Linked DNA regions of Homo sapiens: regions 1 and 2 are each linked to region 3. A link is a loop called in an ENCODE intact Hi-C map of the cell type or tissue named here. Cell type or tissue: CD14-positive monocyte. All regions are shown on one strand.

Evidence for each region. Peaks named below come from ENCODE experiments on the same cell type or tissue, not always from the same donor. Only the 100,000 strongest peaks of a DNase experiment are listed, where the experiment ranks them.
Region 1: a loop joins it to region 3, with 7 times the contacts of the local background. A loop is called at or near these places in 50 of 110 quality-filtered maps.
Region 2: it touches region 3 in a loop (4-fold over the local background); 4 of 110 quality-filtered maps call a loop at or near these places.

Annotation. Positions count from the first base shown.
Region 1 is chr6:41,091,248-41,093,747 of GRCh38, forward strand. It overlaps NFYA (nuclear transcription factor Y subunit alpha), which reads left to right. Exons shown (of 10, transcript NM_002505.5): 7 at 281-447; 8 at 1,665-1,838. It also overlaps a transcript of OARD1 not described here. Among named protein-coding and RNA genes, the nearest start is that of NFYA, 20 kb to the left of the region's middle. In CD14-positive monocyte, CTCF peaks have their summits at 1,357 (motif pointing right) and 1,558; no DNase peak of the experiment used is centred here; H3K27ac peaks cover 406 bases.
Region 2 is chr6:41,227,217-41,229,716 of GRCh38, forward strand. It overlaps TREML4 (triggering receptor expressed on myeloid cells like 4), which reads left to right and starts at 1,133. Exons shown (of 6, transcript NM_198153.3): 1 at 1,133-1,274; 2 at 1,498-1,828; 3 at 2,305-2,355. The coding sequence starts at 1,212. In CD14-positive monocyte, CTCF peaks have their summits at 1,554 and 1,754; DNase peaks (open chromatin) are centred at 1,085 and 1,665; H3K27ac peaks cover 1,113 bases.
Region 3 is chr6:41,317,750-41,320,249 of GRCh38, forward strand. No RefSeq gene overlaps it. Among named protein-coding and RNA genes, the nearest start is that of NCR2, 17 kb to the right of the region's middle. RefSeq lists a silencer at 1,173-1,242 and an enhancer at 1,451-1,992. In CD14-positive monocyte, CTCF peaks have their summits at 1,287 (motif pointing left) and 1,499; a DNase peak (open chromatin) is centred at 1,212; H3K4me3 peaks cover 895 bases; H3K27ac peaks cover 376 bases.

The DNA.
Region 1 (2,500 bases), 230 kb before region 3:
GAAGAGGAGGCCTCCAAACCTTTTCACCTTTTGAAAACTGCTAAGGATAGAGTTACTCAAAACTGGGACCTAGACAGTTAATAGAATTTCAAAGATTGTGATTACTTAGATTATATATAGCACACCACAGTGGGAGAGTACTTTTTCTCCCCTTGTGTTTTTCAGTGTGTTTTGCCAGGATCGGTGAGTGTATACCAGATAGAAGAGGGACTAACTATGTTCCCTTCTTTCTGTTCTGTGTGCCTGTTTTTTGTTTGTTTTATGTTTTGTTTTCTTAAAGTTACAGTCCCTGTTTCAGGCATGATCACTATCCCAGCAGCCAGTTTGGCAGGAGCACAGATTGTTCAAACAGGAGCCAATACCAACACAACCAGCAGTGGGCAAGGGACTGTCACTGTGACACTACCAGTGGCAGGCAATGTGGTCAATTCAGGAGGGATGGTCATGGTAAGAAAATGTATTTTTCAGCTTTGTCTTTGAAATTTTCTTGAACATGCAACTTGATGCCTCCTAAAATTTATTATGTTGACCTCTTGGGATTGAGATCGATCCTTAAGGCACTGTCGGTAATCTACTTTGACAATAACATTATGACAAACCATAATTCATTCTGAGCACCTACTATGTGCCAGGGACTATTCACCAGGGACTATTCTAGATGCTGGAGATAAAGCAATGGATAAATAGTGATTTTATGGAATTCTTTTCAGAATTCAAATAACGAAGGGAATTATATACTAATCTTTGAGAAGTGGAAAGTAGTATTGCCCATGATGGACAAAATAAGAAATAAGCTAAAAATTAGAAAGATTGTAATTGATAGAGAAACCAAAAAAAAAGTGTCATGTAAATGTATTGGGAAGATAGGAAGATTTGGGTGGTGTAACTGAAAGCTAAATCCTCATATGTCAAAATAGGATGTTAAAATGCATAAATTAAGAATGAGTAACAGAAGTCTGCACAGAGGTGGAGGAAGCTATGAAAAGAAACAGAACCAACCCTGGCTCAGTGGCATGCACCTGTAGTCCTAGCTACTTGGGAGGCTAATCCAGGAGGATGGCTTAAGTCCAGGAGTTTGAGCTCAGCCTGGGCAATGTAGAGAGACCTCGTTTCTACGAATTGAATGAAAAATAAATAATTTTTATAAAAGATTCAATACAGTTATTCAAAGCGGTTGTATTTGGGAAAGAGCTGTGGGGTACAGGACTCTGTTACTTGTTTTTACCTACATTTAGTACAGTGTTTTGGTGTTTTTTAAGAAAAATTAGGATTGAATTATAAGTTAACTATTATTTTTATAAATATAGGCATTTAGTAGCACTTGGTCTATCTATTTTTGTGCTGTTTTTTTGTCTTATGACTACTGTTCCTGACCATTAGATGGCAGCAGAAATATCTAGAGCCATGGGTGGACATGAATTAGGGCATGGTTATATAGTTTCTCAGAGTGGCACCTGAATCTCCTATGACACAGTCATCTGGGGTGTTTGTTTAAAGTGCAGATCTTTAGTATAAATTTCTCCAGGGATCCGCATTTACCCAAGTACCCTATAAAAATTACTTTTTGTGGCATTTACAAAAAAAATGGATGAAGAGGAACCAAGAAACTGTTTCTATGTCCATACTTCATGCCACCAATAAGCTCTGGTTTCCTGTTCACACAGATGGTTCCTGGGGCTGGCTCTGTGCCTGCTATCCAAAGAATCCCTCTACCTGGAGCAGAGATGCTTGAAGAAGAGCCTCTCTACGTGAATGCCAAACAATACCACCGTATTCTTAAGAGGAGGCAAGCCCGAGCTAAACTAGAGGCAGAAGGGAAAATTCCAAAGGAGAGAAGGGTATGTATAACATTGGGAAGGATATAGGAAAGGAGAATAGCAGGGTTCTACTTTTGAAATTATCTTTTATATGGCTTGTTTTCTCACGTACCTTCCAAACAATTGACGTTAGATACTTGTTGTCTCTTTTGTAAGAGTTAGCATTTGTTATTACTAATATGCAGCTGCAGTTATAATAACGAAAACAAACAGTGGCTTAAATAAGATGTTATTCCTTTTCATACATAAAAGTAGTCCAGAGATAAATTATCCTGGACTGGTAGCACATTTTCACAGTTCTCAAGACCTGTTTCACTGCTTTAATATTGCTAGTGTGCTGTTCATGGTCCAAGATTCCTGCTTAGGCTCCAGCCTAGGAAGAAAGGGAACAAGAAAGGTACCCTTTCTTTTTTTTTTTTTTCCTGAGACTCAGTCTTGCTCTGTCATCCAGGCCGGAGTGCAGTGGCACAATCTCAGCTCACTGCAACCTGCACCTTCCATGTTCAAGTGATTCTCCTGCCTCAGCCTCCTGAGTAGCTGGGATTACAGGTGTGCGCCACCACGCCCAGCTTATTTTTGTGTTTTTAGTAGAGACGGGGTTTCACCATGTTGGCCAGGCTGGTCTCGAACTCCTGACCTCAGGTGATCCACCTGCCTGGGCCTCCCAAAGTGCCGGGATTATA
Region 2 (2,500 bases), 91 kb before region 3:
GAGTCTGGGAAGTCAAAGATCAAGGTGTCAGTGGATGTGGTATCTGCTGAGGGCTGCTCTCTGCTTCCAAGGTGGTGCTTTCTTGCAGTAACCTCAGTTGACTGAAGGCATGAACACTGTCCTCATATGGCAGACAGCGCAAATCTGCTTCCTGCAATCTCTGGTATAAGGGCATTAATTGCATTCTTGAGGATGACGCCCTCATGACTTAAGATTTTCCCACAAGATCCCACCTCTTAACGCTATCACATGGAAATTAAGTTTGAATATATGAGATGGGGGAACAACATTCTGAACACAGCAGAATCCTTATGCATGGGATATTTGTCTATTCCCCCCCCCAGTTCTTTATTCAGTCATTTACTTACATCAGCATGGACTCCTAGAGATTTAATATATACATTGGGTAGTAATCCAGTACCACTTGGTTTTGTTGCTAGATAGTTCTCACTTCGGCCATTTTCTTTTTCTGTACATTTTACACACGCGTTGTTCTTTCATCCACTGATGTATTCATCCAACAAGCACTGATTGAGATGATCCCAAGCTACCATAACTGATCCACTCCTACCTGCCTTCCCCTCCAACTTTCCCTGACCAGCACTCTCTTTCCTCCCTGCTTTCCTGGCCCCACCATTTCCAGGGAACATCTTGTAATTCCTGGGATTAAAATCTGCCCTCTACAAAATGTCTCAGGGTCAAAACTCATCATCAACCCACCATGGCTAGACCAGAAGGATTCAGGGGTCTGGTCGTGCCTCCAAGGGCCCTGACCACCTATAGGAAGTGCACAGAGAGAAGGAAAGAGGGATGACCCCAGCTTTATTCACCAGCTTTATTCTTGGCCATGCTGAGAGCTGCCCCTAGCAATAGAGGAGCAGTATGACTGGCTGGAAGGCATAAAGCAGCAGACATGGGGAGAAGTTCAGTGAAAGGCGGCAGAGCAACACAGCAGGGCTGAGGTGCCCAGGCCCAGAGACAGACCCTGTAGCTGGTGGCCCCTTTCAAGGCCTGGCTGCCCCTCCTCCCCTGGTCTGCAGAGCCCGCCCTCCCAGGCCGACCATTTCCCCAGCAAGACATTGACTTCCTCAATTTTACCAGCTGAGAGACACTGGGAACCTGGGGCAGAATCAGACCCAGCGTCTGACTCCTCCTGAGAGGGCTCCCTTTTTTCTCCTCTCCTCCGCTGTCAGAAACAGATCTGGGCTGGAATGGCCTGGGGTGGGGTCCACACCTGCTGCTTCCACCTGTGCTGCTGCTGCTCCTGGCCTCAGGTGACATGGAGGGAAAGAGTGCAGGGGGTGTAAGGAGTGGGATGAAGAATGAGTGGGGCAGGGAGCAGCATGGCTGTGTGACCATAGGACAGAATTTAGGGGCCCTCTTCCATGTGTGGGCATCAGAACTAGTTCCCCCTCCCCTTCCCCAGCCTGTGATGGGGGAGGTTGGGTCCCTTCAGAGCTCTGACCTGGGTTTCTTTCTGCCGGTTCCTGGGTAAAGGGTGCTGTGCCTGAAGAACTTCACAAACACCCAGGACAGACCCTCCTCCTGCAATGCCAGTACTCACCCAAGAGAGGGCCCTATCAGCCCAAATCCTGGTGTCAGCAGACATCTCCAAGTCGGTGTACCTTACTTGTCACCAGCTCCAAGCCCTGGACAGCAGTTCAGAAGTCTCATTACACAATCTGGGACAAGCCCAATGCTGGCTTCTTCAACATCACCATGATTCAGCTGACACAGAATGACTCGGGATTCTACTGGTGTGGAATCTACAACGCTTCCGAAAACATCATCACTGTTCTTAGAAATATCAGCCTGGTGGTGTCTCCAGGTGAGCTCTTTTCTTGAGGAAATACCTCTGTGCCACCCCCCAGGGACCTGAAGGAAATGTCATGCACCCCCTCCCATGCCTCTATCATCCCCCATCCTGCCAGGTATTCTGCTGTGGTCCAAGGGGAGCAAAGATCCTGTCCCCAAACATGGACTCTCACCTCTCCTCCACCCGGTACATCCTGGCCTCAATTGTTGGGAAGGTACCCTCAGAGGTCCCTGGACAGAGACACAGTCTGTCTGTCACTCTGCGTCTCTCTTTGTCTTACACAGGCACACCCACAACTCTTCTTTTCACACACACACTAACACACACACACCAACAACTCTGTCATGCAGATCTTAGGCACAGACCACTCCTGGCTTAAGACATCCTGAGGGTCTGGCTCTGGGCCCCTACCTCCTCTTATGTATGGGGTAGACCCTACTCTCTTCTGGGCCCCTGGAGAGTCATTGTCTGCTGTCTTTTCTCTTTAGCCCCAACCACGTCTCCTATGTGGACTCTTCCCTGGCTCCCAACAAGCACAGGTAGGTTGGAGGCCTCGGTGGGGGAAGATTAGAAGGGTCACCAGGCAGCTTGGGAGCCTCAGATTCAGGGAAGGGGAAACCAGGGAGGCCTGCCTCTGAGGACTGATCTCTTGGGGCCTGGGCTTGTGGGAAGCTACCTTCAGGG
Region 3 (2,500 bases):
AAAGACCTATATGGCATGGCCAGTTCTAGGGGTAAGGTTGTGTCCATGCCAGTGTGTGGCATATGGCGATGTTCAGCTAGCATGAGTCTGAATTAATTACCACACATAGGAGCCAGAGTAAAGTGTTCCCAGGCCATCTACCCCCAACCAATGTCCCCACTTATTACTGCAACCTCTTACATCTTCTATAACATGCTCCAAAAAGTACGCACAACAGTAATCCCCCAAATGCCAAATACCACATTATTTCACGTTGAACAGTCTTGTTAGTGCATGAGTTCGTGTGCAGCACACGTGGTATTGTACACAAATTATATTTCCCTTCTACACTGTAATGAACATGGAGTGTGATGTAAATAACCATGGAATACTGAGTTAAAGCTAGAATTTTATCTAAATTAGACCTGAGTTTGTCGTGCCCCCAGGTGCCTGACAGAACTAAACAGTGAGAACCCCAGAACCCTTTCCAATGGGGAACGTCAGAGGCACCACAGCCACGGACCCTCCACTCTCTCCTGCACTCATTGCACCTTGACTGTCTTCCTTGGTGCTTGCAGACGTTTGTCATAGTGGATTTTTTTAATCAGATCGTGAATTTTGGGCAAACTTTCTACAGTTCGTGGGAGTAAATGTTTGAATGGTTTGAGTTCAGACCGTGAGACAGATCTGCATTTTCCATTCTGAAGAGGTTACACATGAGCTAGCAGATGGGATCGAATTTCAATTATACGGAAACAAGGTAGAAAAGAAGGGACCTCAGGCAAACGAGTAAAAGCAAGTTTGCAACTTAGAGTTTACAGTGGCTGGTCACAGGAGTATCTGACCCTGGAATTCCCAAACTTCTCCGCACCTTAGAATTACCTGAGGAATATTTTTAAAATGCCAAAGCCCAGGCCACACCCGGACCAATTAAATTAGGCGCACTGGGGTGGAATCCGGCATCTGCATTTCTGAAGCTCCCTAGATGATCCCAGCATGCAGAGGAGTCTGAGAATGACTAGTCTAATTTCATTTCCACAATATGCTTGTGAAGCGGTCGCCACTATCCCCTGTGATTCCCTTAAGGTTCCCCCCAGTGAATTTGTGGCATCAGGAGCCCAGCCCAGCACTCCTTCCACTGCACGTGCCGCTGTCCTGGAGGACAGGAAGCAGAGCCAGGGTGCTGCGTACGTGGCTCTTCAGAGGGCTCTTCAGTGTGCCTCCAAGGGCGCACAGCCGAGTTGAGCCGTCTGATTACGCTCCGGGGTGATGGACAGGCTGCCCCTGCCCCCTGCTGGCCAGAGGCTGCTATTGCAGCCAGCGTGCACACGCGTGCGCGCATCTTCAGCCACCTGCAGTTTCTCTGATTCTTCCCTGGTCTCCTCTCTGCAGTGTCGCCAGAACACCTTCGCACACTCTATTCTTTGTGGCCCTTCTGACTTTCTCTTTGCCGTGTGACAGGGGAGTCCTCCCTAACCAGCAGACAGTGAAGGTGGAGTCCACGTTTCTCGGCCTCCACGCATAGCGAGTCTCAGACCCCGCAAGGCTGCAGACAGTGCTGTGTAAGTGGGCCTTCAGTCCTGTGGGGAGCCCAGGTTGAATCCCCAGGAATAGAAGCTCCAGAGGAAGGTCCCCAATCAGTCCGTGGTCCCCAATCCTGAGAAGGGTTGCCTTTTCTGGGAGGAGCCTGGGTCTCATCGCTATGCGGGAACAGGGCTCTGGGAGGTGTCCAGGAAATGTGAGACCGGAAGTCGCCGTCAGGGAACGGAGTAGTCTGTGGCCCTGTTAGAGGAAACAGCCCTGGGGGGTCCCCAATTGCTTCTAGAATCTATTCTGTTTACTCTTCTAGGGAATACCTGTAACTTCTTTCCTTGGAACCAAGATTTAGCACATGAGAAGAATCTGGAAGAAGCTGAGCCCACAAGGGTCCCAGGAGGGCATTCTACCTGCCCACTGACCGTCTCAGCATGCTACACCCTCGAGGGAACTCAGGTTCCCTGTCTGTAAAATGCAGATTCTCTCCTATGAAATCTCTGAGGTGAATAGCTCTGGATAAACTTCAGTGGCCTTCTTTTAGATGTTTTTTGTTTTTGTTTTTTGTGGGTTTTTTTTCCCCTTGGGTCTTCCTGCCTGGGGCCCTCTGCCCTGGGTCTCCTGCAGAGGTTCCCACCAGCTCAGGAAAACACTCAAGGGTGAGTGTCTCAGAGCTCAATAGGCCTGAGTTCCTTTCCCAATACCTCCTACCACTCCCTGGACATACACACTAGCACATACATGCACACATGTGTGTGCAATCAAGCTAATCAGAGTGGGGCCTTGATTGAGTCAGAGCTCTTTGCACTCCTCCACATGTCCTCTACAGTGTAGCACTAATTCTGTGTCCTCCGGGGTCAGGGCCAGGTGCAGCAGGTGCAACCCACATTGCAGGTGAAACCTGTGAGTGAAGGAGCCTGGTGGGGGCTCTTGCTGTCATCTAGGTGGAAGGAGATGAAGATCAGGCAGAGGAGGCCGAAAAAGATCT